4 separate regions of the Mus musculus genome follow, and regions 2, 3 and 4 are each linked to region 1. The links are chromatin loops, found by intact Hi-C in ENCODE. Cell type or tissue: left cerebral cortex. All regions are shown on one strand. Each heading gives the region's core, and the rest is flanking DNA. Links, peaks and the distances in the headings are about the cores only. Region 1 holds the start of Gm51553 (a long non-coding RNA gene). Region 2 overlaps Cdyl2 (chromodomain protein, Y chromosome-like 2). Region 3 has its middle 29 kb from the start of Cdyl2. Region 4 has its middle 24 kb from the start of Dynlrb2.

Region 1 (6,107 bases), core at 408-5,407:
GACCTCTCTTGCACTCCATCTCTCATGTGAAGCCCTTGTGATGGTCCCCTTGGAGACAACCCATGGCCTCAGCATAAGATCCCGAGTTTATACCTACAGAGATCCTTTTCTTATTCCGTTTCAACAGATGGGTTCTGGGGACTGAATCTCTGAAGGCTCCTACCCAGCCTGCCACATCTGGTAATAGTACGTTCTCAAAAGTGGGCAGACAGTGACTGCTGTTGCTGCTTGTGTGGACCCTGCTGCCTGCTTGCCTGCTGGCTGGCCTGCCTACCAGGGAAAGCATTTACTTAGCATTCTGAATGGATGCTGAGAATTTGATCAGAGAGCATGAGAGAGAGAGAGAGCATGAGAGAGAGAGAGAGAGAGCATTAGAGAGAGAGAGAGAGATGTGAGTTGCTCCTCATCTCAGTCCTACTGTGAATTATCTTAATTTGTTTAATATCAGATCATTTTTCACTAAAAGGCCAACTTGTGAGTGTGTTCCAGGGCACACTCTAATAATATTTGACTTCACTCTCAACCTCCAGACTGAGTTGAAGGGTGCTGGGTTTGAGCCAGGAGAACCCGAACAACACAGCATGGGAACCAGACAAGGGCGCCTTTGCCCCCTCAGCTGGACAAGCGATTGTCTCTTAAGCAATGGACTCATCCATTTGCGAACCTAAAGACTCTGCCCAGCGTGGCCTGAGGAGAGCTCTGGTGTGCAATGGCAGCCTTTATTGTCACTTTGTCGAATCTAAGTGCAGCGGTTGGCAAGTGGGTTTGGTAAATATTGCTCCAAAGCATTCACGTTTCAATAGGAAACAGATGCCAGGCATCCCCATTAGTGGGGCTGTTCAGAGTCATCGGAACAAAAACACAAACCCACTCCTTGGTAGAGCAAGATGCCTAGGAAGGCCAGGGAGAGGGGGAGGGCAGTGGGAGGGGAAATGGGAATCTGTAAAACCTGCGCGCAGAGTTTGACATTGGGAAGACCTTCATTTTAGCAAAAGCGGCTAAAAAATGATCTATTTATCACCAGAGGGATACAGAAACACAGTTATAATGGGAAGCGTGAGTCACCACCCTCTTGTTCAACCAGGGAACCAAGTGACTTAGAGGCAGAATAAAGTTATTTCGTTTGTATCTCTTAAGAACATGATGTTCTCTGTCTGCTTGTGTCCTTGGGGTAAAAGGCCAAGTGTCAGTTCTGGTCTGAGGTGGCCACAGGCTTTATGACTTGCCGTTTGTCTGAGGCTCCTTTTCAATGTATTAACGACACTCATAATGTCCACTAAGGGCCGGGCACCAAGCACTGAGCTCTCTTTGACTTGGTTCATCCCCCTGTTACCCTTAAGAAAAGCGTAATTCTCTCCGTATTAGAGATGAGGAGGCTGAAGATTAGGAAGCTTGGCCACCTACCTGAAGTCAGTCTCAGCCCGTAGGTGTCATGAGCCGTGACGATGAGCTCAGCTGTCAATCACTTGCCTTATTGTCCTGTCGGGTGAGACTTGCCCCCTTCTCCTCCCCACCCCAGTTACAAACTGCGGTGGCAGAATCCGTCTGGCCACAGCACTGGGGATCAGCCTCAGGGGAACGGATCCAGGTGCAGAGCTGAGCTGTCGAGTGGCAGTGGGTATTTATGTGTTTCTAACTGCCTGCCTCTCTTCAACTCTTTCATAGTTCTAAGCGAGGCTTCAGGACAGAGTCCAGTAGCTTCCTAGGAAGAGAGAGCAGTATATTATCCACACACGTAAAGGGAGTTCCAGCTTGTTTCCTAACAAGATACTGTTTTCCCCTCCAGGTTCTTACTGATGTATTAACATCCCCATTTTACAGTGTGTGCGCAGCAGGTGCCCTAGTTCCCCGAGACAGTACATAGACGTCTATACTCCCTGTTGTTTCTTCAATAAATATCTATGGAATCTCTCCCTGCCAGGGTCCAGTCCAGGCCTGGAACCACAGCTCTGAAGACATCAGGCTATGTCCTTGGCCTTCCACCATTGCCAGGGTTCAGAAAGGTTATTGTCTAATTTCTTTCTTTTTTAAAAGATTTGTTTACTTATTGTTACACATATTTGACCTGCATACATGCCTGCAGGCCAGAAGAGGGCACCAGATCTCATTTCAGATGCTTATGAGCCACCATGTGGTTTCTGGAAATTGAACTCAGGACCTCTGGAAGAGCAGCAGTCAGTGTTCTTAACCACTGAGCCACCTCTCCAGTCCTATTGTCTAGTTTTTAAGCCAGGCAGCTCCTCCACTGTAGTCTATTCAATATTCGAGCTGGACACCACCCCCTAACCTGTCCACCCTCTATACCCCTTGAAAGTTCCCAAGCAAATGTTGCCACACATCTCTATGTCCTCCAGGGGGCACTACAGCCCTTCATTGAAAACCACAAAAGAGAGTTGGCCTTTTAACAGACTATGTGTGGGTGGAGTTTAACAGACTATGTGTGGGTGGAGTCAACATCGGGTTCTGTCTTGGGTAGGGTGGGTGTTGGTCTTTACTCTAGGGATTTGTCCCATGCCTAGGACAGTGTAAGAATGAGTTTGAAAAGAATTGGAGAGATGGCTCAGTGGCAAAGTGCTTGATGAAGAAGCATGAAGAGTTTAAATACCCAGCATTTTCATAAAAAGCTAGACGTGGGGGGCTGGAGAGACAGCTCAGCAGTTTAAAGCACTTGTTGCTCTCGAAGAGGACCCAGGTTCAATTCCCAGCATTCAGAAGGTGGCTCACAGCCATTTATAGCTCCGGTTCTGGGCTATCTGATGCCCTCTTTTGGCCTTCCTAACAGGTGATGTAAGGACCTTGAAGTGGGCACACACACCCCCCCCCTCCAGACCAAGTTCTCAGCACAAAAGAGATTGATTTGCTCCAGAGGGATGGGTATTAAGAGACAAAGACAGGAGATAGAAGATGAGGGAGAAGGGGAAGGGAACAAGGGAGGCAGAAGGGATATTTGCCCTGGATGGACAAAGAACTACCTCTGGATAGAGATGAGACAGACACGGCCCATAGGCGAATGGCAGTTTATAAAGATAAAAGAGGAAATCTTGTGTTAGGATGAGCTGTTAAATTTTAATTGGGCATGTTAATTAGGTGAGCCAAAGGGGGCTTTTGATTGCCGGACTTCAAAGCTGTGATAGCTGAACCTTGGTAATCAGCCTTAGGAGGAGGAAGTGGCCAAGGCAGAGGGGATATGGTAGAAGGGTAAAAGGCAGAACTTGCCATCAACATGTCTGCCGTGTTTGTCACACTTGGGCTGGTTAAAGCCCTTCAGTGACTATCCCAGAATGCCTGTGTGACCAGAGCTGTCAGGACAGAGCCTAGGCTGCTGCAGTCCTAGCAACCTTAAACAGATAAGCACTAGAGGGAGGAGCAGAAGGGGAGATACAAACACACACAAGGACAAGAGACAGAGAGCTCGGTAGGTTTCCAAGTCAGAGCAGCAGAAACAAAGCCCAAGCACCGCCCAGCCACTAGTCCTTCTCAGCCTCCTTTCTCAGCTTGCTGGAGCTACATGCAGCTCTGCTTCCCCATGGGGACAGACCTAGGAAGCAGCAGACAAGACACTGTAAGCAAGAGGGCAAGCCTGTGCTAATGTACCGCCCTAAGCCCAGGCCATTTATGCTTTTCTAGAAGGAAATACTCTTGAGGCTGAAGGTACTTTGCCTTGTAATTATTCCTTTTTTTTTTTTTTAACTTAAATGTTTATCTCTGTATTAGTCTGTTTTCTGTTTCTGTAACAGAATACTAGAAGCTAGGTGCTTTGCAAAATAAAGAAGTTTGTTCAAGTTATATATGAAGCCTCAAATTAGGCAGCCCCATCTGTTTGGCCTCTGGTGAGGGCTCCTTTGGTGGCCTCTGAACATGGCGGGTGGGATGAAGATGAAAATGGGGGTGAGGAGGAGTGATCCTGGCAAGACAGAAAGTCAGAGAGATACTCAAGCTTCCTCATTTATTTTTACGTGTGTGTGTGTGTGTGTGTCTGTCTGTCTGTCTGTCTGAGCTCAAACCATGTTCACATGTAGGTCAGATTGCAGCTTGTAGGAGCTCACACATCTTTCATCTGCGGTTCTGGAGATGGAAACCAGACCATCAGGCTTACCTGCAGGAGCCTTTCCTCACAGAGCCGTCTTCCTGTCTCCAAACTACTCTTCTGTAACAGCAAGCTCTCTCTCCTGCCCGCACCAGACCCGCATCAATCCTGCGAACAACGCTCATTCCACCTAGCTTCGCCTCTTCTCAATACTATCACACTGTGGACCACGTTTCCAGCACTTGACGTTGGGGGCCAGACCCCTAAGGAGTAGGTAAGTACTAACAGGAGTTAGTCACTGAGACTCATGAGCACAAAGGAAACTAGACCTTGTTGGAGAGACCAAGATCAGCTTGTCTTTCTTCCCTTGCTGTTCATTTGTATCTATCTGCTGCAACAAATGATCGCCAACTAGGTAGCTTTGCTCAGTAGAGTCTATTCTCTCTCCGTTTTGGAGACTACAAGTCTGATGAGAGACTAGCAGGCCCATTCTCTCCAAAGAGTCTGTTCTTTGGTTCTTTGGTTTCCCCAGCTCCTGGTGGCTCCTCCAACTCCTCCCCCACCCCCCAGCCCCAGAAGCCTGCCCCCTTTGCCTCCATTTCCCACTGTCTTTTCCTCTTCTGTTTTTATTTTCTTTTATGATTTATTTATTTATATATGTGAGTACACTCTCACTGTCTTCAGACACACCAGAAGAGGGCATGGGATCCTGTTACAGATGGTTGTGAGCCATCATGGGGTTGCTGGGAATTGAACTCAGGACCTCTGGAAGAGCAGTCAGTGCTCTTAACCACTGAGCCATCTCTCCAGTCCCTGTCGTTTTCTGTCTCATGCAGGACACTTGTTGTGGATGTAGATCCACCTGGACAATCCAGGATGACCCCATAAGGTCCTTTCTTTGCTCTTGGTTTTCAAGCACTGATTTCCAAACATAGACATGTTTAGTGCCAGCTTCCAGAGATTCAGGTACAGATCATCTTGTCTGCGCATCAGCAGTCAATCAACCGGAATATCAATATCAATATCAAATAATTGTAATAGTAACGACGGGGTTTCTTTGGATTGGCAAGATGGGTCAGTGGGTAAAGGTGCTTGCTGCCAAGCCTGACAGCCTGAGTGTGATCCCTGGAACCCACAAGGTGGAAGGAGAGAACCAATTCCTGATCTCCCAACATGCACCTCTGAATATATATATATATATATATATATATATATATATATATATATATCTCACTATATCTATATCTATATCTATATATCACTCATATATGAAACAGGATCTCACTATATAGCTCTTGCTGTCCTGGACCAGGCTGGTCTGGAACTCAGAAATCCACCTGCCCCTGCTTCCCGAGTTCTGGTTTTAAAGGCATGCATTACAGCAACCAGCAAATAAATATAATCTTAAAAGTTAAAGCTTGGGTTCTTTCATTTGTTTGTTTTGCTTTGCTTTTTGAGACAGGGTCTCACAATGTAGCCCCGAGTAGTCTAGAGATTACTCTGCAGGCTAAGCTGGTTTTGATCTCACAGAGATCCACGTAGCCTCTGCCTCCCAAGTCCTGGGATTAAAGACAAAATGTTTAAAAAAAGCAACACCAAACAGGTGATGGAAGGGATGAGTTTCTAACCCCAGGAGGGTGTTCAGGGACCACTTTTGTGATACTGTGTCGTTAGAAATCCGAATGATGGGAAGGTTGGAGGCAGGAGAATTCTGGGCAGAGGGGCCAGTGTATGTAGGAAGGAGTGGAGTGAAGGTAGCAAGCTGGCAGTCACTTTAACAGTGAGTTGTTCCTGGGCAGACTGGACACCACTCTCCCAACCCTGCTGGGGACTTCTTTTCTCTACCTTGTTTCTGACAGCACATTCAGTGCGGAGGAAGGATTGGCCACTTCCTCCTCTGTTGCAAGTTCCCAGGTACCGGGTTCTCTCCTTTTGTGCGTTCATCTGTAGCAGTGACATTGAAACTTATTAATATTTCTAGGATGGATCCGTGGGCTGGAGGTAGACCAATCTAAGGGTCACAACAACTCAGCCAGGACAACTGCAGGACTGGAACTAGATACAATCCGGAGCTTTATAT
Region 2 (6,107 bases), core at 422-5,421, 250 kb after region 1:
CTCTGAGGTCTGTCTGCCCATCTGTAGCCGGACCTCAGACAGCTTGGGGCCCCTTTGGAAAATGATCCTTGGGTCCCACGTCTTCTCACCCTCTTCGTCTTGCATCCCCAGGTTGAAAGGATTGTGGACAAGAGGAAGAACAAGAAGGGGAAATGGGAATATCTTATCCGATGGAAAGGCTACGGCAGCACGGAGGACACGTGGGAACCGGAGCATCACCTCCTGCACTGTGAGGAGTTTATCGACGAGTTCAACGGGCTCCACTTGTCCAAGGATAAGAGGGTGAAGTCAGGGAAGCAGGCCGGAGCCTCCAAGCTCCTCCGCGACGCCCGCGGCCTGCCAGTGGAAAGACTCTCCCATCGGCCTCTGGAACCCGGGAAGAGCAAACCATCTTCCCACAAGCGGAAGCGCGTCAACTCTCCCCTGTCCAGGCCCAAGAAGGGGTCTTCGGGTAAGGCTCCAGACAGGGCCACCAAGACTGTGTCCTATAGGACTACCCCCAGTGGCTTACAGATCATGCCCCTGAAGAAGGCTCAGAACGGCCTGGAGAACGGAGATGCCGGCTCTGAGAAGGACGAGTCACACTTTGGAAACGGGTCCCATCAGCCGGATCTGGAGTTGAACGACCAGCTTGGAGAGCAGGAGGCCAGTGACTGCGACGGGACCCACTCCGCGCTGGTGGAGAATGGAGTTGGTCTGTGGCTTTTCTTTCTCTCAGGGTTGGGTTGGTCTTGGCTGGTGGCCAGCTTGTGGTGTTGTTGTTGTTGTTGTTGTTGTTGTAGGCAGGATCTTATGTGGTCCAGGTTGGCCTCAAACTCACCAAGTATTCTAGGATGGCTTTGACCCCCCTGTCTCCTGCCTCTGTCTCCTGGGTGCTGGGATTGCATGCAGGCACTGTTAGATCCTGTCTCAGGTAAAGGTGGAACACGGGGCATGCTGGGTAAGGACTCTACTCACCAAGCCAGCCATGTCTTCAGCCCTTTGGTCTGACTTTTCTTTCAACCTAGGGAAATATCTAAGTTGCTACCCACCTTCTGTCTTTAACTCTTAGCTACCTCTTAGTTCTGCCTTTCTTGGTCTCTCACGTCAAGGCCACGGACGTTTGACCTCAAGCCTGTGCTGGTTATTAGACACCTTTGCATACAGGGATATCAAGCCCCAGGTGCTATATGAGGCCTGCGGTAGGTTACAAAGGCCTAACTACAGCTAGGCCTGTCATCCCAGCTATGTGAGAGGCTGGGGTAGGAGGATTGCAAATGTAAGGTCACTCGGGACTACAGGTTGAGTGCATGACCAGCTTGGGCCACTGTAATGAGATCCTGTGATGTAAAGGGGACATCCAATCCCCCCTATACTGTTAAATACAGAAAAAAGAGAGAATCCTACTACACTGTAGGATACCCCAGGCTGTAGTCACCACACCAGATCCACATTCCTGGGGGTGGGGTGCAGCCCAACATCCCAGGAGACAGAAGTCCTCCCCAGAGGGCCTGCACCTCCCCTGGGACTCACAGCCTTTGTCCAGGGAGGGGCTGCCTTGGGGGCTGTCCTCCTGTCCACGCCATTTACAGATGGAGTTCTCCAAGCTAGCGCATGATGGGAGATGCCTGCTCTTCTGGTGTCACCAGCGTAGGCGGAGGGCCGTTCCTCTTAGGTGGAACATGACTAACTTCCAGCTGTGTCCATGCATGGGACATAGGACAGTACAACTCCTGTCGTGCTTCTTTAATTTCTTTATCCAGTCTCTATGTTCAGACCAGGCTTGCCCTGGACTCACGGTTGCCCAGACTGGGCAGAGCTTCCTTTATAAAGCCGCCAATCCCTTTCAAGATGATAGATACAGTTCTCATGAGCTTATCTCATCCCACAGGCTTTGCCTCTTGGTACTGTTAAATGGGATACAGAGTTTCAAGCTGTGACTCTCGGGGGAGGGGGAACCCCAACACCCAGACTATAGTGGGTTGGTCCTAACTGCAGCTCCAACCCCGCCCTGTGCCGGCTCTCTTGCCTGCTCCTTTCTGCCCTGTCCTGGAAGCAACGTAGACTGTAGGTAGCTTGCGTTAGGACATGAATTCCTCCTCTTACAGTCTCTGGAGGCGGTGAACCCTGAGCTTCTCATGCTGTGACATCCTCAGTGGCCAGACTGCGCCTTCACAAAGACCTCAGTGGCCTGTGTCTTTGGGCAAGCTGTGTGCTCCAGTGTCATGCCCCCTCCATTCTCAAACACCCTTGTGTATACCCACAGGCATCTTCATATACAGAGATCAGAGCCTGAAGTCTCAGGAGCTTCAGGAAATACCTAATGGGCACACAACAGTGCATGCCCAGTGTGCAGGGCCCTCAGATGCCCCTGATGGAATGAGAGTGAACACGGATGCAGAGGTGCAGGTGGTAACGAGCAGGCTAGGTCATGAGTTAAGTGCCCGTCTGTGATGATGCTGAGTGTGGGGTCTGGACCGTTCTGAGTATGCTCCGTTGGGGAGAGCTTGCCATCTTTAGGGGAACCTGGGCAATTGCTTAGAGCTTCCTCCTGCTCCAGAGAGGAATCTCACCCTAACGCGATTTATTTAGGCATCTGCCCCAGCCTGACTCATGCTTCCATCTGGGGATCCCCCAGTGCTGATATGCCTGTGCTTCGAGCATATGGAAGCGCTGTTTGTCTTAAACATTCATCTCTCGGGGGAAGAAGTAGCTTGTGTAAACGAGGCTTGGCATAAACATCCCCGTTTGATGTTCGCGTGACAGCTGCTAGCAGTTGCAGAATCCCCCTCCCCCATTGGTGCAGGAAGGGGCGGTCAGGGGAAGCCTCTTAGGCTCATGGGGTACAAGAGCAGGAGCCTGGGCAGGGTCCCAGTAACTGAGCTGATAACACTCCCCCTGCCAGACTTGCAGCTTCCCTAAGAGTAAGCAGGAGCACTAAGGGAGGATGGTTTGCTGACTGACTGCCAGACAGCAGTGTGATGCACAGGGTGGGTGTCTCTCCCCATGCCCTGTGCTGCTTTCTGAGGTGGAGTGCAACTGTTAGCCTTTTGCTCTGGCGACCCGCCTTGAATGCCAACTCGCTAATGGGGCCAGATACCTCATCACCTGAGAAACTTGCTAGCCAGCCGACCCGCCGAAGTCCCTGCGCGTTTGTAGCTATTCTGGACCTTTTTCCTCCTCAGTCTGGTGTCTTGCTATCTTCTCCAGATAATGTATATTCACACATCCCAGGGCCCCAGCTGGAAGGGAGAGGAAGCTGCCACCCACCTCTATTGTGTTTGTAGCCGTCCCAAACTTTTTGCTTAATTACATCCTTTCGAGTTGGCGCCCACAAGCTCCCATGAGGATAGGCTGTTGGTCTCATATTTCACGTGTCTAATATCCCCCTGGATACCTGTGACAAATGTAGGCAGATCCCACAGTATCTGATGGACTGTCTTAGGCGGAGAGGCTCCAGGAGACTGGCTCTTGATGGGTACCTCGGCGGCTTCTGTGTGTTAGACTCTGTACCAGGATGACTGGGCCGTGTCATTTGCCATCGGACACCAGAGCCCTTCAGTTCAAGTCTGACTCTCGGAGCACCGGTTCAGGACCACTGCCCTGCTAGCCGCTGGCTAGATTAGAGAGATGCAAAGAGAGGAGTAAGGGCCCATCTTTTGTAACTTAAAATCTACCCTCGGCCAAGCTGGTGGGCTCGGACTTTTAGGTTGAGTAAGCACCAGAGGTTGAACCTCCATGGATGGAGTCCCATGTAATACATGGAACAGCATTGCCGTATTTATATACAACTCGAATGTAGTCACTCGTGGGAGAAACGGCTCCTGCCTCAGTCACCCTCTGACACTTGGGTTGCAGCTAGCTTATTACCCAGGGGGGTCAAGCACTGGGGGAAGCGGAGGCAGCATCCTTGCCATTGAGAGCAGTCTGAGATTCAGAGGTGTAGGGAGACCAAACAAGTCTCTGTCATGCTCCTGGCCTTAGGGAAGCTCTGTTGAGGGCAGTGCCACATACAGGTTAGGCATTGAATTATTTTCCTCCTAATCTTTCTCTGACCCAAACCTAAGGATCTAGTGCCATTTGACCAGTGGGGTGTAGGACTTAGGGGTTCCCCCTGTTTGCCCTGCAGAAGCATCCCAGAGGGCTCCTGACTGCACCTCAGGGCAGTGTTTGGGATATGGGGTGTTCACTTTTTAAATGTCTTTCCCCCCCTCTCTCGATGACTTAACTTCCCCATAGAAAGAAGTAACTTATGTAATATGACTTCCTTATGGTATAGGAACAATCCACAGCCCAGGGCTCCAGTGGGTGGCACATTCTGGGTTCACACCATGCCTCTCCCCGCTGAAGCTCAAGATGAATATGGCATGCATGGCTCAGTGCCCACCTCTGTTCCCTCTTCTCCTGGGGTGACAAACGACTCTGCGGTCCACGGACCATCTGCCTCAGTATCCCTCTGGGAGCTTGTTAGAATGAGCTCCGCCCCATCCGAGTGAATGGGGACCTGGGGCGGCGGCGGGGGGGGGGGCGGGGGGGCAGGTGTGAATCACTCCTGTCAAACGATGAGTTTTAATAGCTGAGTGTGGATGGCCGCCCCCACGGACGTGTGTGGTTGTGAGCGATGGCTCATAGACGCCTCGCTGCCAGATCTGGGATGTTCTCCCGCATTTTTAAACTTGTAAGAGCATGGTTTTTTTAAAAAACAAGGTCTCTTCCTTGACTGTGTACTTCCCACATAAGGGATTTCTCTCTGTTTCTGTCTGTCTGTCTGTCTGTCTGTCTCTGCCTCTCTGTCTCCATGTCTCTTTCTTAAGAAAGATAGGCTTCAGCTGTGCTGAGCAGCTGTCCCTTTAGGGATCCCTCCCTCTCCTGCTCTGGTGGGAACTCCCCTGTCCTGACTGTCCACAGAGGCCACAGCCTGGTTCTTTTAAAGACCCATTTGTGCTTTAACCCCTGGGGACACTCCACCTCCCCAGCAGGTACCCTCATTCCCTTTGAGCCCTAGAGCAAAGCATGGCTGCCCAGTCAGTGCTCTCCAAGGGCCCGTGGACCCTCAAGCCCCGTGCCCACAGTTCTCTGATTTCCGAATATCATTTCTCTACATGTTTGGTGTCTGTCTGTCTGTCTCCCAGGCCTTCCGTGATTCACTATTCCCTGCATTGTTCCCGCCCATGCATGTCCCCTCCCAGACAGGTGGGCATCCTTTGCCATTTTCCATCCATCCATCCTCTGACAGGATGCCAGCCTTCTCTTCCAGGGTGTTCACTTCAACCTTCACACTCTCCATGCGGTTATTGCTTTCCCTTATCTGCAGATCAGAACCGAGGTGGACATTTAAAAAGCAACCCACACTGTCCTCGTGGGGAGAACTTGGGACCTGACAAAGGCAGAGCTAGACTCAGCACACCTGGAGGGTGGGCTGGAAACTGAACAGAGCCAAGTTGGTACTGTTGGCCTAGGAACCCCATTTTGGAAACCACCACCATTGACTAATAAGCTGTGGGTGGTAGGTGAAAACATAGGCGGTTGTGAGAGCCCAGGGGCCTCGCCGAAGAGTAGGCGTTCTTATGCCTGGGACCTTCCAGTTGCCTTTGTGACTCGTTGAAGTATGAGGGAGAACGTGGAATGGGAGAAGCAGGGTAAAGGAGCTATATTGTGAGATTCTGATGTTCGCAAAGGATGCTCTGTGGTCCTCGTGGTGGCTTCTAGAGGCAGCTGTTACACCCATATTAAAGTGCAGGAGGAGGCTACAGATGGCACAGGTTGGGCTCAGGAGACAAGCCCAGGCAATTTAACCCCAGAGCTGACCTCGAAGTAATACCCACCTGGCTTTGGGGGCAGCGAAAAGCAATTTGTAAACCCTGATTACCCACAAACATAACTGGGGTGTTCTTCTCTGACTTGAATCTGCAAACCTTTGATAAGATTAAGTTCACAAAAAGTACAACTTAAGGATGGTTGTTAGAGTGCTTGCCTGATGTGTGAAGTCTTGGGTCAGAGCCTCAGGTGCTGCATGCCTATAATTGTGATGCTCTGAGTGTGGAGCCCGGGGGTCAGAAATTCAAGATAATCCTTGGCTACCTAGCAAGTTCAGGGACAGCCTGAACTTGAGTCTTTCTCTCTTTCCC
Region 3 (6,107 bases), core at 400-5,399, 110 kb after region 1:
TCATTTAGCTGACCCAATTGTGCCCACATTTCAGAACAGGGATTACGGAAGGAACGTAGAGATGAATAGGAGTTGAGAGGGTTTCTACGCACTGAGAAAAGAGTTAGCATGCAATCACCAACCTTTCATACCTTTGTAAAACGCTGCATTATTTTCTCCTGGAAACATTTACATGAAAAGAAAATTAATAAGGCTGCTTATCATGAGTCCCAGGCAGGAGTCTTAATAAGATAGAGAGGAATATTGATTTTGGTCCCTACAGTACATTCTCAAATGATGGTGTTGCTAGAAAGAAGGAAGGCACCCAAGAGTTGGCACCATCTTGTCATGACCCACTGTGGTCAGGCAGAGACACGAGAGGAGAATGGGAAGGGTGGGTGTGTTGTTTTTTTGGTCCCGAGATCAGGATGCTGCTGGACATTCAGGATGTAGAGCAGCAGGCACAGTGGGCTCCTCCGTTCACATCTCATGACAGAGCTGCTGGATGTGGATCGGCAGCCCGGCAAAGGCGGGGAGAGCCGCGCTGGTTCCGGAACCGTGAGAAGAGAGTGTACGCCGCCGCTGAATGGTTTCCCTTTGGACGTTATGTGTTGGAGACTGTGGTGGCTGATCTTCATTGTCAACTTGATGTCATTGAGGATCACCCAGGAGACACACCTTTGAACCTACCTATGAGGACATTTCCAAAGAGATTGATTGAACTACCCAGGGAAAATACACCATGCGTGTGGGAGGTAGCATTTCCTGGACTGTGGTACCAGAGAAAGAAAAAGAGTAAAAAGAAGGAAAGAGCTGAACAGCAGCGTTCAACCCTCTCTCTGCTTTCTGACTGTGGAAACCTCATACCCCGTTTGTCATGTTTTATCCACCATGATATATTGTCCCCTCAAATTGTGAGTTGAAATAAGGCCTTCTTTTGAGTTGCTTCTGTCAGATATTTGACCACAGCAAATGAGAAAAGTAACCTCCTAGTGCCCTGTCAGTAATGTCTATGGCTAGAGCCTTTGGGAAGTTATGACATCATGTGGGCTCTGATGTCTTCAGGGGATTAGCTTATCCATGCGCTTGGTTATAGATGTGAGTAATGTGTGCATGCTTGCTTTGTCTCATCATGTCACACCTGTGCCACCTCGGGATTCTGCACAGGGTCCTCACGCTGCAAGAGAGAGCTTGCCAGATACGGACCCTTTGCTTTACATCACCCAGCCTCTCGGACCATGAATGTAGTAGTCCTTTATTCATGACACACTTCCCGGCCCATGGCATCCAGTTATAACAACAGTCAAGCAGATCAAGACAGGTTCTTGGCTACTGTCAACAGCTCTCAGAATGTTGTTTTTTCCTCCTGGTTCTGGAGTAATGGAGAGTCTGCTTTCATAATCTGGGGAAGATTGTCCCTTGGAAACATCTCTGTAGGACAGGAAGTAGCTTTCCTTTTCACGCTGGTGTGTGTTTTCTGAAGATCTCTGTTCTTCCTCTACCTGCAAAGCTTGGGAAGATCCAGAGCAGCAGCCTCACATCCACTTGGATGAGTAACATATCCAAGGCTTGGGTTTCCTCTTAGAGCCAAAAAGGAATTGTTAGGCTCAAAACGGGGCAGTGTCTGTGTGCAGACACTGCACACAGCTTAGTTGGTAGCCTTCCCCACTCACACTTCATTTTAGCTAGTAGCATCTATCTTAGTCAGAGTTTGTAGTCTTGCATAAAACATCATGACCAAGAAACAAGTTGGGGAGGAAAAGGTTTATTCATCTTACACTTCCACATTGCTGTTCATCACCAAAGGAAGTTAGGACAGGAAGTCACACAGGGCAGGAACTTGGAGGCAGGAGCTGATGCAGAGGCCATGAAGGGATGCTGCTTACTGGATTGCTCCATCTGGCTTGCTCAGCTCGCTCAGCTTGCTGTCTTATAGAACCCAAGACTACCAGCCCAGGGATGGCACCACCTACAATGGGCTTGGCCTTCCCACCCTTGATCACTTATTGAGAAAATGCCTTACAGCTGGATCTCATGGAGGTATTTCCTCAAGGGAGACTCCTTTCTCTGTGATAACTCCACCTTGTGTCAAGTTGACACACAAAACCAGGCAGTACAGCATCCCAATTTAATCCTAGAAGATGTAATCTGTGTGTAGGCTCCAGGGATCGATGACATAGGTGTGGGTGACAGGGAAATGAAGGGATACATTTATTAAATGGGACTGGTCTCTGATGACATAAGGAATAAACCTTTACCGTCTCCTCTTCATTTTATCTTGAACATTGACTGTCATACCTGAACTCCAGCAACTGTCTTGTGACTTCAAGGACACTGTCAGTTTGATTGATGGTCAGGCAGAGACAGAATGTAGTCTCTAACAGTATCCTTGAGAAGTCAACTCACTAGCTTATTTGCTATATAAGGTAAGTAGGTTCCAGCTAGTTCCTGAAGACCAGTGGTTCTCAACCTTTGGTGGGGGGGGGGGGGCTCACATATCAGATATTTACATTACTATTCATAGCACTAGCAAAATGACAGTTCTGAAGTAGCAATGAAAGGATTTTATGGTTGGGTGTATTAGAGTTCTCTAGAGTCACAGAACTTATAGAAAGGTTCTCTATATTAAGGGAAATTATTGGAATGACTTACAGACTTGAGTCCAATTAACTCAACGATGGCAGCTGTGTTGCTCAGTCCCGTGAGGCTAGCTGTTTCAGATGGTCTTCTGTATAAGCTGGAATCCTGAAGTCCTAACAGATGGGCTGGCAAGTAAGTGCAAGCAGATGAAGAAGAGTGAGCCTTCCTTCTTCCATTGTCCTTATGTAGGCCCCCAGCAGAAGGTGTGACCCAGATTAGAAGTGTGTATCTCCACACCTGGGTCTAAACTGTTCTTTACTTGGAACTTGCTCTGTTCCAGGGTGGCTTTGAACCCAGAGATCTGCTTGCTTCTGTCTCCTGGAATTCAAGGCATGTACCACCTTGCCTGGGCTTAAGCTTTTCCTGACCACTGTGCCTCAAGATATGGATCACAGATGTGCCCTCCATTTCTGGTTGTAGTTTATCCCAGATACAGTCAAGTTGACAACTGGGAGTAGTCATAACATTGGGGGTCACCACAACATGAGGAACTGTATTAAAGAGTCACAGCATTAGGAAGATTGAGAACTACTGTCTATGGTATAGACAGGCACTTTCACTATGGGTTCTACTGTGAAACAGTATGTTTTCGTCTGAGTACTCAACAGTGAGACTCAGTCAGCACTGAGGGCTTCCCCAACTTCTCTTCTTCTCTTTCTTCTGGCTTGGTTAAAATTTGCCTTTTCTGGTGTCATTTCCCCAATGCATATATTGCAAACACGTTTCTATGCAGTTTATTTTATTCTGTGACACTGTTTTTGATCATATATGTCACACCAGCCCTTTCTCAAACCCAGCCTGGAGTCTGGGGGACTGGGGAGAGTAACTAAGAGACACTCTAGTGGCAGTTGTGCAGAAAATGAGCTGTAAAGGGCTCGGTCAGCCAGCAGCGTGTGGATCCTGAAGTAGATGGACTCCAAGCAGAGAATGTGCTATCTTAGCGCTTATGGAGTTTTACTTTGGTCGCACACACACACACACACACACACACACACACACACAATCAAACCTTGGCTGAACAGTTTCCCTACAGTGAATTTAGACTGAAATACGGTTGGTGGCTTGATCAAGGCAAGAACATGAGAATGACCCAGAAGGGCACCAGAAAAGGTGTAAAAATCAGATAAAACACCAGAGAAGCAGGAAGGCGCTAAGTGTGACTGCAGGCACCTGTACACATGGAACCCCCGAGGGCATCCATACACCAGCCCACTGTGGTACTTGGCATTCAGGACCAGTAGGCCACATAGAGAGAAGACTGATGTATGTGTAGTTCTTGTGTAGTCTGCCTATAGCAGTGGAATATTTGAGCTTTTTTGGGAAACGTTATTTTTTGTACTATTTTGATTTGATCTTATTTTTAAAAAGCTTCAATTTTTTATTTCCCTTATTATATCCAAATTGTTTATACATTTTCCATTATTAAACATGCCCCTCCTTTTGTTTAGACATTCCTTCTTCCCTTTCCCTTCCATGATGCCCCCTCCACTCTTCTTTTCCTTTTCTTTTATTTTTTATCCTGCCCTCTTCCCTTCTAGTTTTTCTTCCTCTATTGCCTTCTCTTTATCTTATTTACCTACTATTCTATACTTACTGTAAGTGGTTTTGAACTTCATAGTACAATTAACATCATTTATTTTCTATTTTATGGTCTGCGGTCATTTCTTACATTTTGGTTATATTGAGATTTTGATTAAAAATCCAAATGTTGGAAATGAAAACAAATCAAATAAAAAATCACAGTGGAAAGTGCTAGCAATAGACTTGCTTAAAATGGAATGGAAGGAGTAGATTAGAGTAGAATAGAATAGAATCGAATCGAAGAGATGGAAGGCAAGGTCAAGGAATTACTATACCCAATTATCAATAAAGGAAACAGAAACAAAATTGAGCAAGACCACAGTGTACAAGAAAGCAAAATTAAGAATCCAAGGATTAGAAGGAACAGAGATAACAATGAACATAAGAATCTGTTCAATGAAACAATAGCAAAAAATTTTTCAATCAAGAGAAAGAAGTAGACATTCAAATACAAAGGGCACCTGGAACACAGAATATCATCTTCAGAGGAGAACCTTTCCAGAAGGTTCACAGTCAAGATTCTAAAAGGACAAATCAAAGGAGCAATATTAAAAGCATCATAGAAAAGGCTAGAGATGTGGCTCAGGTCTTAAGAGCACTCGCTTCTCTTTCAGAGGTCCTGAGTTCAGTTCCTGGAGCCCATATGTTTGCTTGTAACCATTTATAATTCCAGTTCCAGAGAATCTGATGCCCTCTCTGGTCTCCAAAGCCTCCTATACTCACTCTGTGCACATACATACAGGCAGGCAAAACGATCAAACACACTAAATAAAAATAAATACTTTTTCAAAGGCATCAGGGGAAACACGCCAACTCAGTTATAGAGGGAAACACATAAGCGTGTGTCTGCTCTCTCATCAGAAACCCTAGGATACACGAGAGGATGGACGAATACGTCTCAGCTCTTGAGTATAAATAACTGCCAGTCAATGTGGCTATGCCCAACTGAGTTCTCTTTCAAAATGTAGAGAGACATAAAGGCATTTAAGACAACCAGAAATGAAAGAAATTCATGGTCATCAGGCCAACGCTGAGGAAGACAGTTAAACGAATTCCAGCCAGAGGAGGACGAAAGACAGTCTCAACCAGGAGGGCGTAGGAAAGAACACAGTTCACGAGAGAAGTAGAGGAGCAAAGGAAAGCTAAGGAAGAATTCACCAATCCTGACACAGCAAAGCCAGCAAACCACTAATATCAATACAGGAGAATAAAAAGACAATTAAAAACCTTCCTCTAAAACCGAAGCACCACTACCAAGTACAAAGCCACAGGGACCAGCAAACTTTCCCAGCAAAATTCTAAAGATAAACAATCTTTACTTCCCAAATAAAAGACACAAATGTACTAATTAGAGTAAAATAAAACAAAACAAAACAAAACAAGTATTTGTTATCTCTAAGAAAAATACCTTACTGACAAAGGCATTCATAACCTGAGAGCGACAGGGTAGAAGTTGGTCAGTTCACCACGCAAACAGAAGCCAAATATCAGTTGGTAGAGCTAATCTGATAACTGATGAGGTGACTTCAAACAAAAATTAGAAGACTTGGTTGTTTGAATAGGTATGGTGCCCATAGGCTCATGGGTTTGAGTTCTTGGCCCATAGGGAGTGGCGCTATTAGGAGGTATGGTCTTGTTGGAGTAGGTGAGGCCTTGTTGCAGGAAGTGTGCCACTGTGGTGGTGGGCTTGGAAGTGTCCTATGCTCAAGTTGCACCTAATGTGGAATCCAGTCTCCTCCTTGCTGTCTGCGGATGTAGAACTCTCAGCTCCTCCAGCACCATGTCTGCCGGAACACTGCCATGTTTCACGATGCCATACCTCCTACCATTATAACAATGGATTAAACCTCTGAAACTGCAAGCCAGCCTCAATGAAACATGTCTTTATACGAGTTGCCATGGTCATG
Region 4 (6,107 bases), core at 785-5,784, 390 kb after region 1:
GTCCTGGTCAGATCTCAACGCTTATCTGTGCTAATAAAGAAAGATCAGGAGGTCACTTTCCTGAAATGGCCCGGGGTATGCGCGCAGAACACCCCCTTCTTTATTCTAAAAGCAAATTGGTTTTCGAGGTTGGATCCGTTGAGATGCCGGCAGTGGTCTGAAAAATTGTGTTTGATAATTGCTCGAATCTTAATCAAGATTTTATTAAAATCAATATTTGATATGCTGCCCAATTTAATTAAATTAAACCACAGAGAAATGAGCAATAAATGAATTTGAAAATCCATCCCAGGATAAGGTATGTTTCTCTTAATTAGGGGAACATTTGAAACCTTGGGCCAAAGCAGCTGCTGGCCATGAAGGATGGAGACAGAGAAGAACCAATGTCTGTGCAGAGTGTATATGCAAGGCTGGGTGCGGGCTCTCTGCTTATTCCTTCCTATTCCAAATGTAGTTCTTGTAGATGTGTCTTCTGAAGTGCAAGAATCAGGCCCCCGCGCATTTGAGGATGACAGCTGATAAATGGCAGATGTGGATTTTAGCTCAAAGACAAAGTGTCATCTTCTACCTCGGACTGCTTAGAGACCACAGGAAAGCAAGAGACGGCTCATTTTAGAAAAGGTTATTGGCCCAAACATTTCTTAAGAAACAGGGAGTTGTCTTAAACAAGTGGGGAGGCCAAGCTCTAAAAGCATTTGAGTCAGTATAGCCTGCCTTGAGTCCCAAGGAGAGATGGGCAATCTCTCGCATACTTTATGGTGGTTGGGAGTGGCTATGGGTGTCAGTAACAAAGCATCCTAATTAGGATTAGCTAATGAAAACAGAGTGGTGTGGAGAGGGAAAGAGGAGGAGAAGCAGTCTCAGGAGAGGTGCCTCCTCTCTTCAGGGACACTAACAGAGGGTTAATGTTACACAGTGGGACAAGAACCAGGCCTTTAATTAGAACTTCAGAGCCAGAGACATTTCTGGCTCTAAATCTTAGTCATCCAGAGAGCCAGCTCTAGGAAATGAAGGCCGAATTCTTGGCAACAGGAGGGGTCTAAGCCCTGAACAGCACCGCCCCCACCCCCTGTTTTATTCAGTATGTGTTTGGGGGTATAACAGAAAAGTCTGTGACACTCACAAGCTCACATTTGTCATCTCCTGTTCTTTCATTCTCTGCCTTACGCCTGAGACAAGCAGAGTCTCTTCCTGAACCCTGGTCTCTGCCTCCCACGATGCTGGGGTTACAAGCACACATGGAGACAAGCAGCTTTTAAATCATTGCTGGGGATTTGAACTCAGGTCCTCCTGTTTGCATAGCTAGCACCTTTGCCGCTAAGCCCTGAGTCACTCTCTTTTTCTTTAACTCTCTGAATTCCAACTTCTGCTGGTAGTGTTTAAATATTGCTTTCTGCCCATTAAGCACCCCTCCTTTATTACAAAGAATCTAGAGACTTCCTTAAAAACACACATTATACTCATTAAGCACCCCTCCTTTATTACAAAGAATCTAGAGACTTCCTTAAAAACACACATTATACTATCAGACAGATAATGGGATGGGTCATTCCCATTGTTAACAACGAGTTCTGCTTGTCTCCCAATACCTGCTTGATCAGTTTCCTTTAACACATGCATTTCCACTATCAGTGCAGTGACTGGAAAATGTGTCCCTCCCTCTCCTGAGGCCCTCTGTGACTCCAGACCCTCTCTCTCTGCCCCTCCAAGGTAACCACGCTGGTCAGTTTGTATGTTTGTCTAGATATACTCTCTCTGTCTGCCTGAGCCTGGCTTCCCTTACATTTTATGCATCCTAGATTTCATTTACCCACAATCATATTTTTTTGTATACAGGTTCATACTAATATTAATTATGTGTATGCATATATAAACTTTCAAATTGCATACTGTGTAGAAGTACCCTGTTGGAAACTACAAATCTAAGTTGATTATCTAGAGTATTTTTTTCTACAAATAATGCCACTGTATCCTTGCGTAATGAGCTTTGGGTCCATAGTGACCACTAAGAAATAAAGGGACATAGTGCTGGATGCATTCAGATGGGCAGAGTTCCAGTTGTTATGGGGAGTGCAGACACATTCCTTTCCCTTTCCTCCTATGAGATTACTTCTTGGGTTTGGTGGCTCCCAGCATGCTTTGCATTTCGAGGTTGTTTGTGTTTGTTGAATTCTCTCTAATCCTTCCTCACTGTCAGTGCACCCAGAATTAGTTCTGCAGCTCTCTTTAAGGAATGAAAGGCTCCAAGAGAACTGGGCAGGGACTCGGTGTGTCTCTGCCACCCAATCAGCATCTGGAGCAGGGGAGGTTCGATAATATTCATAAAGGCCAACAATATAGATATTAAATTTTGTTCTGTTGATTATTAACTTCTGAACTGGAATCATAACCCTCCCAAATCCAAATAATTTTTAAGATAAACTTTTAAGATATTATTATTAATATTATAATTGTGTGTGTGTGTGTGTGTGTGTGTGTGTGTGTAGGGGTATTATCCACAGATATATAGGTTCTGTGGAGTTCAGAAGAGGTTTTTAGATCTCCTGTGGGTGTGAAGCTGGAGTTAGAGGCTGTTGTGAACCACCTAATTAGGGTACTGGGCTTTGAACTCAGGTTCTCTGAATGAGCAGTAAGTGCCTCTAACCACTGAGCGATCTCTCTCCAGCCCCAGCTTGTTCACATTAGAATTAATCAGGACAGAAGCAAGCGAGTAGGATCAGAAGCCAGAGGCTCTAATGCTCAAGGCTACCACCTAGTGGTCAAGGCTTGTCAGCAAGGCTCAACCTCCCCAAACAGAACTATCAGCTAGGGACCAAGCGCCCAACTTAAGCCCTTGGAGTTGGTTCAAATTCAAACTTCTTTTACGTACTTGGATCGTATTTTTGTGCCTGCAGTTTTGGAGGGCCGCGTTTCTGGCATCTATCTTAGATTCACGATTAAGGCCTGCGGCTTACGTAGCTTAGGATGGGAAGCTGAGGGGCCGTTCTCTTGTGGGTAGGACACGATGTATTGGAGGGTGGGCTTTCTCCTGCTCCTGCCGTTGGTGTCAGCACTGGTGGTCATTAGCGCTCCTCCAGGCTACCTGCCACACGGGGATATCCTCGCCAGCTTAATGAAACTTCACTGCGCGGAGAAACCACCTCAGTGTCCTCTAATTTGCCTTTCCTTTACTTGAGTTCTCTCCAAACAAGCCCCTGTTTGTGTAGCCACTGGAGACGTGAGGATGACACAGACTCTGGTCTCAAGAAGCTCGTGAGGGAGTAGGGAAAGAATGGGACCATGGAGATACAGCAGTGACAAAAACCCTCTATGGGAACCTGTGGGTCTCAACCTTCTCAATGCTGTGACCCTTTAATACAGTTCCTTATGTGGTAGTGACCCCCGACCAATAAAATTACTTCGCTGCTACTTCATAAGTATAATTTTGCTACTGTTATGAGATGTAATGCAAATATCTGCACTTTCTGATGGTCTTAGGTAACACCCGTGAAAGAGTCATTCACCCAGAGGAGTTGTGACCCACAGGTTGAGACGCATTGGCTTAGCATGACCACACAACCAAAGCTTTGTGCAGAGTTTATTTGAAGGCAGCATCTGTTGTGATTTTCAAAACAAAGTAATTTGTAGCTCTTTGATCAGTTCTCTACATCCCCCCCCCCCCCCGTTTCCAGAGAGGTTCTCACTGAACCTGGAGCCCACTTATCACCTAGGCTGGGCAGTCAGTGGATTTCCCAGATCTGCTGGCCTCCACTCTGCTGGGGTTCCAGGCATATGGCTATGGTTCTGCCTATAAAAAATAAGATCTATTTTTTATTGGATATTTTCTTTACTTACATTTCAAATGTTATCCCCTTTCCTCATTTCCCCTCTGAAAACCCCTCTATCCCATTTCCCTACTCCACTGCTCACCACCCACCCACTCCCTGCCCTGGCATTCCTCTACACTGGGGCATCTAGCCTCCTCCCGTTGATGTCTGTCAAGGCCATCCTCTGCTACATATGTGGCTGGAGCCATGGGTCCCTCCATGTGTACTTTTTGGTTGGTGGTTTAGTCCCTGGTAACTCTGGAGATACTGGTTAGTTCATATTATTGTTCCTCCTATGGGGCTGCAAACTCCTTCAGCTCCTCAGGTCCTTTCTCTAGCTCCTCCATTGGGGACCCTGTGCTCAGTCCAATGGTTGGCTGAGAACATCCACCTCTATAGTTGTCAGGCACTGGCAGAGCCTCTCAGGAGACAGCTATATCAGGCTCCTGTCAGCAAGCACTTGTTGGCATCCACAATAGTGTCTGGGTTTGGTAACTGCATATGGGATGGATCCCAGGGAAATGCAGATCGAAACAACCCTGAGATTCCACCTCACACCAGTCAGAATGGCTAAGATAAAAAAGTCAGGTAATAGCAGATGCTGGTGAGGATATGGAGAAAGAGGAACACTCCTCCATTGTTGGTGGGACTGCAAGCTGGTACAACCACTCTTGAAGTCAGTTCTGTGGTTCCTCAGAAAATTGGACATGGTACTACCGGAGGACCCAGCTGTACCCAGAAGGTGTTCCAACATGTAATAAGGACACATGCTCCACTATGTTCATAGCAGCCTTATTTATAATAACCAAAAGCTGGAAAGAAGCCAGATGTCCCTCAACAGAGGAATGGATACAGAAAATATGGTACATTCACACAATGGAGTACTACGCAACTATTAAAAACAATGACTTCATGAAATTCTTAAGCAAATGGATGGATCTGGAAGATATTAACCTGAGTGAGGTAACCCAACCACAAAAGAACACACATGGTATGCACTCACTGATAAGTGGATATTATCTCAGAATCTTAGAATACCCAAGATCATTTTTTTAAAAAAATTATGTTTATGACAGCCTGCTTATAGGATTGTATCCATGGTGCAGTACTCACAGGGGCCAAAAGGGGGCAGTGAATCCCCTGTAGTTGATGGCCCTGATGTGTGTGCTGGGCACTGAACATAGGTCTTGCAGAAAAACAGGAAGTGTGCCTCAGTCCTGAACCATCTCTCTAGTTCATGAGCCTGGCTTCTAAGTGGGGATTGAACTGGGGTTCTCATGCTGGTGTGATAGGCACTTGACTGCATGAATCCCTCTTAGATGATTTTCAAAGCATCCTGGGTAAATATCCTGGTGGCCAACCGGTTCTTCTTCATTGTGCGAGAGAGGCCAGGCAACTGGATGGAGAATGCACCATCAAAGAGCAAGCAGTTCTTTTCCTTGGAAGAGGAGGCACCTTGGGAGGGCATCTTTTTGTTTTAAGGTGGTGGCCATCGTACTCCAGCCTGGAAGCTCTAGAATGGTGCGGTTATGGAAGTGCACAGCCCACACTCTCCGTTTGCACAAACGTCTGTGTCCATGGAGTAGAGATGTATGATCGCAGAGGACTTTTTGGTGGTTGTGGTTCTTGCTTTATCTAGACCTCTCATCCCTAAATCTTGAACAAAGATTCATGGTTGTCAAAAATCCTAACCTTCCTTGAGCCTAGGAAAAAGAACCGCAACATTAATTTAAGAACAAATAGATGGGGCATGCCCATTGTTGCATAAATGGGAAATACGACGAAACTAAGAGAGAAGACAGGAAACCAGAAAGTTCCCCAAGAGATAGGGTGTGGCCATCTGTCGATCAGCTGGACTGGGAAATGCCAGGCGTCCCACAGGAAACCTGGTCTCACCGGAAGCTGATGCTGGCCTCGTGGTTCACTGGCAGCTCTGTGTTTATCTAAAAAATCTAAGCTCAGGCTGCCTTTTATGATCATACACGAGGTGGTGTTGCATGCTGAGCTTTGAGAAGAACTGGATTTTCAGTGGTGTTTTCACCCTTGGGACTAGGTGCTGAGAGCTCCGTGCTGTGTATTAATGAGAACTTTCATGCCTTGCTTTGGGTGGTATTGGAATTTGTGTGTGTGTGTGTGTGTGTGTGTGTGTGTGTGTGTGTGTGTTAGATGAGCTACAGCCAATGTGTACTCCGTTATTTATCACTTCCCACCTGAGACCTAGGCTGAAGTGAAGGAATCCAAATATCCACCTTTACCAACTCACTGTTTTTGCTTCTGCTCACCAAGTCCCCTGGCACTCAC

What was found. A loop is a pair of places that touch in the nucleus more often than their neighbours do. Peaks named below come from ENCODE experiments on the same cell type or tissue, not always from the same donor. Only the 100,000 strongest peaks of a DNase experiment are listed, where the experiment ranks them.
Region 2: it touches region 1 in a loop (4-fold over the local background); 3 of 42 quality-filtered maps call a loop at or near these places.
Region 3: it touches region 1 in a loop (2.3-fold over the local background); 8 of 42 quality-filtered maps call a loop at or near these places.
Region 4: a loop joins it to region 1, with 8 times the contacts of the local background. A loop is called at or near these places in 18 of 42 quality-filtered maps.

Annotation. Positions count from the first base shown.
Region 1 is chr8:116,869,203-116,875,309 of GRCm38, reverse strand. Gm51553 (a long non-coding RNA gene) reads right to left here and starts at 1,683. Exons shown (of 3, transcript XR_003947463.1): 1 at 1,405-1,683. In left cerebral cortex, for the core only: CTCF peaks have their summits at 2,098 (motif pointing right) and 2,312 (motif pointing right); DNase peaks (open chromatin) are centred at 1,023, 2,015 and 2,405.
Region 2 is chr8:116,618,371-116,624,477 of GRCm38, reverse strand. Cdyl2 (chromodomain protein, Y chromosome-like 2) reads left to right here. Exons shown (of 7, transcript NM_029441.3): 2 at 112-694. Among named protein-coding and RNA genes, the nearest start is that of Gm31367, 15 kb to the right of the region's middle. In left cerebral cortex, for the core only: a CTCF peak has its summit at 2,508; DNase peaks (open chromatin) are centred at 2,959, 3,196, 4,348, 4,563 and 3 more places; H3K27ac peaks cover 3,138 bases.
Region 3 is chr8:116,758,956-116,765,062 of GRCm38, reverse strand. No RefSeq gene overlaps it. Among named protein-coding and RNA genes, the nearest start is that of Cdyl2, 29 kb to the right of the region's middle. In left cerebral cortex, for the core only: no CTCF peak of the experiment used is centred there; no DNase peak of the experiment used is centred there.
Region 4 is chr8:116,477,721-116,483,827 of GRCm38, reverse strand. No RefSeq gene overlaps it. Among named protein-coding and RNA genes, the nearest start is that of Dynlrb2, 24 kb to the left of the region's middle. In left cerebral cortex, for the core only: CTCF peaks have their summits at 2,776 (motif pointing left) and 4,963 (motif pointing right); a DNase peak (open chromatin) is centred at 2,754.